3 separate regions of the Homo sapiens genome follow, and all the other regions are linked to region 2. The links are chromatin contacts, found by Hi-C in ENCODE. All regions are on one chromosome and are shown on one strand. The core of a region is the stretch at or near the end of the contact, and the rest is flanking DNA. Distances in the headings are between cores, read along the strand shown. Region 1 overlaps NBAS (NBAS subunit of NRZ tethering complex). Region 2 has its middle 22 kb from the start of LINC00276. Region 3 overlaps LOC105373485 (a long non-coding RNA gene).

Region 1 (3,493 bases), core at 640-3,139, 750 kb after region 2:
CCTCAAGCCCACTGATACGAGTAAGATAACCAACAGTGGGGTTTTAAACTATTTTTGCTTCAGCCTCTAGGAAGCTCAGTACCAACCTTGCCTTTTAAAAAACGGTTTCATAGGTTCTTTCAGTTTGCGTATTCTCTTTCTCCCTGGTCTTGTCTTCTAAATATATGTATTATTTTCAATATTTTTTTAAAGAATCAAGTCCACACTGATCATATTATCAAAATTCGGAGCTTCTCACTTACATTGGGGTATCATAAAACAGATTCCTGACAGGCTTTTCTTAACGTTACTGTGCCTTTTTAATAATTTGGATTGTAGGACTCTCAGAAATAATGTCAAAGCCAATTAACTAACGTTTAGACCAACTATATTATGCAACTGTACACAATGTGCTCTTCCTGCATGTTCTGTGACAAGGAAGAAAGGCTATTGAAGATGCGAAGGTCAACTGTGTCTACTTGTCTACTGACTGTGAGAATTAAAGCAAGAGAAGTACTGAGAATAAAATCCTGCCCACTATCGGATAGCGTGAATCTTTCCTACTACCCACAGGGGTCATTCAAAACCCAATGTAAACATCACCTCCAATGCCATCTTCTTGCTGACATTTTCTTTAACTCTCTTGGCCAATACTTGGGAGTATGACCAAGGATTCCTCCTTCCTCCATACTCCCAAGATGCCTGAGATCTGCCTCTTCATGCTGTATGATAAGTAATTTTATTTTATTTATTTCTTTTTTGAGATGGAGTTTTACTCTTGTTGCCCAGGCTAGAGTGCAGTGGTGCAATCTCGGCTCACTGCAACCTCCTCCTCTTGGGTTCAAGCGGTTCTCCTGCCTCATCCTCCCAAGTAACTGGGATTACAGGTGCATGGCACCACGCCTGGCTAATTTTTTGTATTTATTAGAGATGGTGTTTCACCATGTTGGTCAGGCTGGTCTCGAACTCCTGACCTCAGGTGATCCACTCACTTTGGCCTCCCAAAGGGCTGGGATTACAGGCGTGGCCACCGTGCCCGGCCTGTATGATAGTAATTTGTATGTCTGTCTCCCTTACCGACTGGGAAATTCTTGAAGGCACAGAAGTTTTATCACTTTTACATTTCAGCTCCCCATTTCATTAACATTTGTTAAATGGCTGAGTGAACCTACATTATGAAACTTTGTCACATTTTTGTAAACTGCACAAGTACACGATAAAGACCCTACCTCTCAGAGAGACTGAATAGAACTAGACTCCAGAACAGAAGACCCTCTCTGCAAACCCTCAGTGTCTTTTCTCCGGCCTCCCAATTCATGAACACTTGTACAGCCCACCTTTGACCCCACCTTTGACCCAAAACACTTAGGTTGAACTCCAGGAATTTACCTTTGTTTTTGTTTTTAGGAGCTAGATGACAGAAAAAGCCACCGGTTCAATGGACTTGCTTTTGTGCTGGAAGGGGCACGGAGCTTTGACTTCTCCTCGCTGGGGCTGCCTGTGAGTTCTGAATGCCTTCTTTCCATCCCACTTCTCTCCCTGTCTCTTCATGCCTAGCAAACAAGAGTCTCAACCCCACAGAGCTCCTGCCCTCAGCAGCACGGTGTCTACGTGCCAGAACCCTGAGAGGCCCTTGAAGTCTTCAGACATCCCTTCAAGACAGTTCTCACCTCCTCTGACAGAGGCAGGTTCAGTGAGGTCAAGTGTGATACAGTTGCTCCATGGTGGAGTGGCCTAGAAGCCCGTGTCTCGGCCTAGTTTACTTGTTTATTGTTTGTTTCCCTCCAGAACACAAGTTCCTATGGAGCAGAGATCTTGTCTCTTCTGTTCACCCCTGTATCCCCATGTCCAGAATGGGTGGTCACATGCTAGGAGCTGAGCAAGATTTGTGGAATGAATACCCAAGTGAATGAATCACTCCAAAGCTCACATTCTTTCAGTCTGTGTGGCTGCCTCCAGCCACGTGCATGCACATGCTAATGCGTGCACACACACAGGGCATCTGAGTTACTGTATGTGTTATCTTGGTTCATCCTTCAAAACAAAGAATCCCCCTGCCTAACCCTGCAGGACAGAACAGTGTGTGCCAGGATGCTACAGGCACATGTTTGATAAGATGCACAGATAAAAGGCTCAGAATCTGAACACTGCAGGGCAATACTTTCTTTGTTGCCCTGAATACGTCTTCTAGGCTGGGACACCTTTATTATTCTTTCAGTTTACTCACTAACCCTCCCCTCTGGGAGCCCGACAGTCTCCTAGAGAGGTAGTGATGGATTCTTCCAGCCTGAGGAAGAGACAGGGGTTCTGTTAACGCCTGCGGCCGCTGCTGCTCTCATTCCCTTCATAGTTTGTGTTTCTATCCAGTGCAACCAAATCCTTCCCGTGTTTCTGGCTGGATATACCCAGCTTTTCAGAAGCTGCTCTCATTCTGGCAGGGAGGGCAAGGGGTGGGGAAGGGCAGGGTAGGCTGTCTTTTCTCCAAAAGCCTGCTGCTTGCCTTCTTGGCTGAGAATGCCTAAGGCTAAAGACACGGAAATGAAATGCATGCTTCCTTCCCCTTGGCCCCGGCCCACTCAGAGGTTCCCTAAAGAACGATAAAGGTCTGCGTTTGCTGACCTGCATTGAGCTTGGGCAGTGAGCAGGGAAAGGTTGGGAGGAATTTTGGGTTTGGCTTCAGATAAAATCAAGTGCTGGAAACGCAGGGTGGGTGACTTTATCTTATTTCCTTTCTCTGACATTCTACCTGGGCCTGGCTCTTTGCAAGAAATACAGAATGGCCAGAGTATACTTTAAGATTGTCAGCTGCACGGAAAATACTGCATAGATAATTTTTCTGTGTGTATTTGGGAACAAAATAGAAAATGAAAGAAGAAAGAAAGAGATGGCCTTTGTAATGACCCATTCCAACAAGTACATTTTAAAGAGTCGTCTGAGGTTCAGAGAAGGAACAGGTCATAGACAGCCAAGATGTTCCTTTCTACATATCAGGGCACCAAGGCCAGACAGAATCCTTCCCATCAGCACAGCCGAGTGCTGGGTGTCCTGTCCCAAAGCACTCTCCAACACTGTGACATCAGCACACTGCTGAGTTGCTGGATTAATTTGTTAAGCCTCAAGTTGTCTTTGTTTTTTCTTGTTTTTGACTAAAATTTGTACTAAACATACTAAAACTTTAGTACTATCTGCCACAGAAGCTTGGTACTCTCTGACCATGCATTATTCATTCTAACCTACTTTTTCTTTTTAAGATAAAAATAAAAAAGTGGAAATAGTTGGAAAAAAACATGCCACCTTCTTGCTGACATTTTGTTTAACTCTCTTGGCCAAGCTGATTCCTCCTTCCTCCATACTCCCAAGGCACCTGAGGTCTGGCTCTTCAGGCTGTGTGACGGTAATTTGTATGTCATCCATGTTTGGGTCACCACAAGAGAATTATTTCACCCTCCTTTCCTCTCCAGTAACTGTCCATGTGCATAGATTTTTTTCCCACAATTAATCGTATGATATTTGT
Region 2 (3,222 bases), core at 278-2,777:
AAGAAAATACATGGAGGAAACTTAAATTCATGCTACTAAGTTAGCCAAGTCAATCTGAAAAGATCACTATTGTACATTTCCAGGTATATGACATCTAGAAAAGGCAAAATTATGGAGATGGCAAAAAAAATTCTACGTTTGCCAGAGATTAGGGAAAGGAATGAATTGGCAGAACACAGAGGATTTTTAGAGCAGTGAAACTAATTTTTATGATACGATAATGGTTAATATATGTCACTGTACATTTGTTCAAACTCAGAATATATAAAACAAAGAGTGAACCCTAATGTAAAATGTGGACTTTGAGTGATTAAGACATGTCCATGTAGGTTCACCAGTTATAACAAACGTACCACCCTTGTCCAGACATTGATAATGGAGGAAGTTATATCTGGGTGGGGGAAGATGATATGCAGAAAATCTGTACGTTCTGCTCAATTTTGCTGTGAATCTAAGACTGTTCCAAAAAATGAAGACTATTTTAAAAACACATACACACACTGTCTTATGGTATCTTCCCTCAGTTATTAGGCTTCTTCCACTGCCAAATAATCTTCTTTTTCACCTTAGCCACAGCCTCACCTTCAGTATGCCTTCTGTCTCATCCACATGGTAGTCATTCCCTTACTCCATGGTCTCAGAAGTTTAGTTCATCATGGCTGGCTACTGTCTAGGTCCATAAATGTAGATGTAGCTCTCCAACAGAGACCCTGGACGGTAGGGGTTTGAACTTCTCCTGTAACTAATTCTGTAGGATGATGGATTAAAAACACGCTTTGGATGAAGAAAGATGCCTCAGGACATCCTATCTTAGTCACCCACCAGATGTGAGACAAAAGAAAGTTATGGTAAAAAAATGTCAGTTCTGCGACTTCTGTAACTTTCAACAGTTATTTCTGCCCTCTAGCATAATCCTAGTAATGAGTAATATACATTAAATCGCCAGTGAACAGGGGCATTGACTGCATTTTTAAAAATTATTTAACTTAAATACCCTCTAGTCTTAAGATAGATTTCTTTGAATCTGGCCTCATTTTATTTGCTGCCTTCCTTTGCTTTAAAATTCCGACCTAACTCACTAAGCAAACAACAGAGGCTCAAAATGTTCAAGAACCTCCAAAATTAGGTACGTTCATTGTGGAAGGATACATCATATCATCATTCTTTCAAGTAATTATGAAATTCTATATTTTACTTGATTGACTATGTCTGAAAAAAGATAGGAAATATAAAAGAACTAGAACTCTGTTTAGTTGCATCCTCACTATCTTCCAAGCACTGTGCCAGGCTGTGAGAATAAAGTCTTGAAAATGATACTGTATTTGCCCTTGATGTGCCAGTATTAGTAGAAGGAAAATGACTGTTATGACAATTACTAGGCTGGAAGTGAGAAAGGAAAATAAAGAGGTAGACAAGTGCCTGAATATAAAGAAAGAAACTAACTTTGCAAAGATTATGGCAGAGAAATCTAACACAGCTGACTCCATCTTGCTTATAACCTTACAAGTTAATAGCCCTTGCTCATTTCTGGGCACAGGCCAAGCTAACTACCAGAGGAATTTAGTTTACACTTTAAAGGAAGGACGATAATAGCTCCTTCCTGAAACTAACTCTCCTTGTTTGGGGAATGAAACTGCCTTTGTAAAAACTGATGAAAGGTCACAAGTTTAAAATTATGATAGGGGCTTGAATTCTGCTAAGCTATAAACATAGTTAAGTGATAGCCAGCCATTGTTCCCTATCTTGATTACTGCTAGGAGTTTTGTAGCTGGAGGTCACAAGATTTGTAACTTCCCCAATTGTTCCTATAGATAACAGCCATATTGTCAAAACCTAAGTTTGGTCTTTGAGATATTTTTCAGATGTTTGCATTCAAGCAGACCAACCAAGGCCACCTGAACCCATGAGTCATACCAAGGAACTGACTCAAATGGTCCAGTGACCCCTACCTAGAAATTGACTCAGTACATGAAGACAATTCGGATACATCTATGATTTCATCCTTAACCAATAAACAGCACCCATTCCCTAGCCCCCTGCCCACCACATCATTCTTTTAAACTCTAGCCTCTAAGCTCTCAGGGAGATGGATTTGAGAAATAGCTCTTATCCTCCTGCCCAGACACCTTGTGGTAATTGAACTTTTTCTCTGCGGCAATGCTACTATCGCCATGTATTGGCTTTTTTTCTGCAGCAGGCAAAAAGAACATGCTGGACAATTACAATAATATTTTAGAATAAAAAGCTGAAACTTGATTTTACAATAGAGAGCATTAACTTCTGTGTTTAAAACACAGATAAAGATAAGATAAGTTGAGGAAATTTCTCAGGTAGAAATATAGGAACTGTTTTAGAAGGAACAAATCTGGAAGAGGGATGAAGAGACTTCTTAGTTTACTGTTGCAATTATCTAAGGAGCAGATGATAAATCTTAAAAGTTTATGGTAGTCATCTGAAGAGGCAGTGAGGGTAAGCCTGGCTCTCTGCAAACTCTGTGCAAGATGAACTAATCTGGTAACAATTTGCTAGTTGAATAAGAACAAAAAAAGTTAATAGGATATCTCCAAAGACCATGATAAAAATATCTCCAGAAAAATGCTTTTCTCAACCCCTACCTCTGTACTACACTGTGTAAAGCTGGCAGGAATAAAATGCTAGATTTTTAGAAAATAGTAATTTTGGGATAGCATTTAGACAACTTTCTCATGTAGAGAAAAATAATTTTAAATATTAACTGAAATATATATTGCTTGTGAATTTTTCTCGTCATCATTCCACCATTCAATTATCTGTAAAGCTGAGACTTAAAGCCCTAAAAAAGAGAAGTCATAAATGACTCTAGTGGTAACTACAAGTTAATCTTTAACAATGACTTCATAAATTGGTTCTTAGAAGTTTATGGCACGGAGGCAGTAACCCTCTGTTGCTCAGTCTATAGAAATGAGTTTTATTGTTTCTCAGATATATTCCCTACTACTCTTCGATGACAATTCAAGCTGAACCATGACTTGCTATTCACCCTTGATTTTAAAAGCAAACCCTGTTTTCGTAATTATTTCAGGCACTAAAACTAGTCATCTGAAAGTAAATCAAAAGTGATTTCTCTCATCCCAATGAAAGTTTCATACTCTGCCCCAACACAAACTCAGTTGAGGGACTTAAAGTGAATAGCATTTCCATCTACCTCTTTAGGCTCTTCTCAAAAAGGGGAAAAAAAATATT
Region 3 (3,247 bases), core at 410-2,909, 900 kb before region 2:
TAGCCTAAATGTCAGCTTTTAGTTAAGCTGACTTCTGACCATAGAGCTCTAAGAAAGAATCTTTTTAAATTTCTTATTACCAGATTTAATTCAAGACAAACAAACTACTCTGATTCAGTTTGTGTGGTGCAAAAACCAGCTTTTTTTTCCAATTGTGTGCACAAAGAATTATTTTCAACATAGCAAAGGATTCTTATTTTGGTTACTGCTGTTTATGATCGTCCCAGTGAAATGGCCTCATTGTGGAGTAACACCCAAGATCTGTTGTCTCACAGACACAGAAATCTAGGATGCAGATGCATAAAGTGTCAGGTTGAGAGTGGAAGTTTAATAGGCAAAAGAAAGAGAAGAGCTCTCTGTTGCAGACAGGGGTCCAGAAAAATGGGTTGCCGGATCCATGGTGAAATGCAAGGGGTTTTATAGATGCCTGGTGAGGAGGCAGTGTTTGATTTACACAGGGTGTGAAACATTGGTTGGACCAGGTGTGCCACTTGCATAGGTCATGAAAAACTGGTTGGGACTAGATGTGCCGTGTGCATAGGGTATGAATTTCTGGCCACCCCTACCATAATCTTTTATTATGCAGGCGGGTCTTCTGCCTGAGCTGTGCCATGTTGCCCGTTTCTTTACTCTACACATGGTAACAAGAAAAGGGAAGATGGAGCCTCCGTGTTGGACATGCCTGGCCCCCAGGTGGCCCTTTTCTATTGGTGCCTCTGCCAGCATTCGCCCGTGCAAGCTTCCTGCTTGATTATCTATGTTTGCAGCTCTATTTTTCAGGCTGCTCTTTGTTAGAAAAGCAATGATTTGGGGGGCTGCTTTTTGTTAGAAGGGAAGCTCTGCCAAGAACTCTGTTGCCCTCACTATCTGCCTAAATAATTTCTGCCTTCTGTATCACCAGGTTAGGTGGGTCCACTTTCCTAGGCCTTTACAAGAGGATACCCCACGAGTGTTATACATAAATCCAGCTGGTGTTTCTAAAAGGAATACTCTAATTTTGATGCTTGACTTCCCATAATTTAGGAACTTTTCAAAAGTGTCAAGCCTGGGAATGTATTTAGGGTGAAAGTGTAACTTATCTCAGACTGTCTCTAACTTCCAGGGAGCAATAGTGTGCTCAGTGTATGAGGACCAGACTTTCATAGTGTACCTGTTTGGAAGAGCAAAAAGAGGGAACACTTTTCGGTTAGAAACTAACAGGAATTGGTCTCAAATAAAAGGATAGGTCTGAATTTTTAAGCAGAAGAAACAGTTTTAATCTTAAAAGTAGGCCATATAAAACAAAACCATCCGTGTCTAACTGCCAATCCTTTGACCTGAACCTCTGCTGTGAGACAGAGGCAGAAAAACCTTGACCTAAGCCTCCAGTCCTGAGGCAGAGGTGGAAGAACCTTGATCTGAACCTCTCCTGTGAGACACAGCAGCAAAAAGACATTTTCTACAGAGCTCTTTACTTGGAGCTTGTGTCCAAAGACAGAGACCAAAGCCCTCTCTTAAAGAAAAGAGACAGTTTGAAAAACAGCCAAATAAAGTCTATATTTCAACCAAGGAGTGGGAGGTCCTAATTCTGGAGAACTTACCCAGAACACCCAGTGGGACTTCTGAAGATGCAGAGTTCGTGCTGGTATCAAGCACTGCTTTCAGGCAGAAACACCGCACCTGGTGGTGAGAATGAGTCACTCTGAATCCTGCTGACGATGCCAGATATGCCTATCTCAAAGGAACCTGCTGAGCTAAAATTAATCTATTACTAAGCAGAGTTTACTTGGGCCAAGTTTGAGGGCTGCAGCCCAAGAGCATAGATTCTATTTGTCCTGAATATACACTCTGATTAGCAACAGTAACAAGTGGATTTTAAAGGGAAAGAAAGAGTCAGTTCCTGAGGTTTTTACCGAGGATTTACATTAAAATAATATAAGCCATTGATTGGCTCAGCATTGTTCTTTGTATCATAAATTCTAAGAACATGAAGGTATTGAGTGAGGCAGTCAGGAACAAAATGACTTTAAACAATTTCCCCTAGGCATGGGTGTGGGGTGTGAGCATGACTGAATCCCATACCCACGTCTCTCTGGGTCTGCATACTTTGCAGATCTCAGACTGCTCTCAGCTATTTTCCTTTTCTCAAGTTTCACATTCTCAGTGTAGAATATTTTTGTCACAGGCTATTTTATATGTGGACATACAGAATAGGCGAAGGAACTTTTTAATACAATAAAAAATACACACAATGAAACTGGTAGTATGTATTTAACAAAAATCATATGGAAAATTAAGGTCATTTTAATAAATAAGTGACTTTGAGATGGGGGAGGGAATTCATGGGGTCTTATAAAGCCTGTAACATCCTAATGAGTTTGTCGCTTTGTTTTGGTTGCCTAATATCCATAAAACTCTCATAAATTTAAAAATCTATATATTAAAAATGTTTAATGAAGCAAAGGATGCAGAAAAGATTTTATTCTGTTACAGTCAGAAAAAGATGTCTTAGGCAGCTCAGGCTGCTATATCAAATACCATAGACTGGGTAGTTTAAACAACAATAATTTCATTTCTCACAGTTCTGGAGGTTAGAAGTCCAAGATGAACTCTGGAGGTTAGAAGCCCAGCAGGATCAGATTCTCTTCCTGGATTCTATCTGGCTGCCTTTTCATTGTCCTTACATGGTGGAGACAGTGATCAAGCTCTCTGGTGTCTCTTCTTATAAGGGCAACAATCTCATCATTAGGGCCCCACCCTTACAACCTCATCTACCAAAGGCTCTATCTCTGAATACTATCACATTTGGGGATTACAGCATCAACATATACATTTTTAGTGGACATAATTGAGTCCATAGTAGAGTGGCAATTTTAATTAAGCAAAAAATGCAGAGGAGACTATCTGTTACACTCAAAAAAGGGATTAATCCAGCATTCACTCCACAACAAACACAAAGTATGAAAAGTTGATGAATAAAGCATCCACACGTGAAAATTTTCAGTTTTCTTTTTTAAAGTTAAATGTAAAATCAGAAGTGAAACCAAGTTACAATTGTGGTGAACCCTGGAAGTAGCTCTGTTAATACCTGGGGAAAACCAGCTTGTTACTCCCAACTCATAGATTTATAGAGAAATAAATTATGGCTTAGAGAGATGTAACCCTGTTGAGATAAATAATGAGTTAGCAGCCAAGCTAGAGAAAGGATATAGCCCTCCGCGTTCCCACTGCTTTTCCCACCTCACTTTCCTAATAAGCCACTTACAAA

Evidence for each region. Hi-C counts contacts between places; a loop is a spot of excess contacts on that map. Pooled maps may share reads with other maps.
Region 1: a loop to region 2 is called in a pooled map of left cardiac atrium, with 2.7 times the contacts of the local background. The contact joins two enhancer-like sites. A Hi-C loop is called at or near these places in 1 of 168 maps with a recorded cell type or tissue (PC-3), 3 of 37 single-sample maps with no recorded cell type and 11 of 50 pooled maps.
Region 3: a map with no recorded cell type shows a loop between it and region 2 (4-fold over the local background). The contact joins two enhancer-like sites. A Hi-C loop is called at or near these places in 2 of 37 single-sample maps with no recorded cell type and 3 of 50 pooled maps.

Annotation. Positions count from the first base shown.
Region 1 is chr2:15,167,907-15,171,399 of GRCh38, forward strand. The region is part of intron 51 of NBAS (NBAS subunit of NRZ tethering complex); the gene reads right to left. Among named protein-coding and RNA genes, the nearest start is that of NBAS, 390 kb to the right of the region's middle. Within about 2 kb of position 1,890, at least 2 of the 41 ENCODE cell types and tissues checked have a DNase peak (open chromatin) inside an H3K27ac peak, as active enhancers do.
Region 2 is chr2:14,421,789-14,425,010 of GRCh38, forward strand. No RefSeq gene overlaps it. Among named protein-coding and RNA genes, the nearest start is that of LINC00276, 22 kb to the left of the region's middle. Within about 2 kb of position 1,528, at least 2 of the 41 ENCODE cell types and tissues checked have a DNase peak (open chromatin) inside an H3K27ac peak, as active enhancers do.
Region 3 is chr2:13,521,697-13,524,943 of GRCh38, forward strand. LOC105373485 (a long non-coding RNA gene) reads right to left here. Exons shown (of 2, transcript XR_922814.3): 2 at 1-1,659. Among named protein-coding and RNA genes, the nearest start is that of MIR3125, 790 kb to the left of the region's middle. RefSeq lists enhancers at 887-2,086, 1,466-1,835. Within about 2 kb of position 1,660, at least 3 of the 41 ENCODE cell types and tissues checked have a DNase peak (open chromatin) inside an H3K27ac peak, as active enhancers do.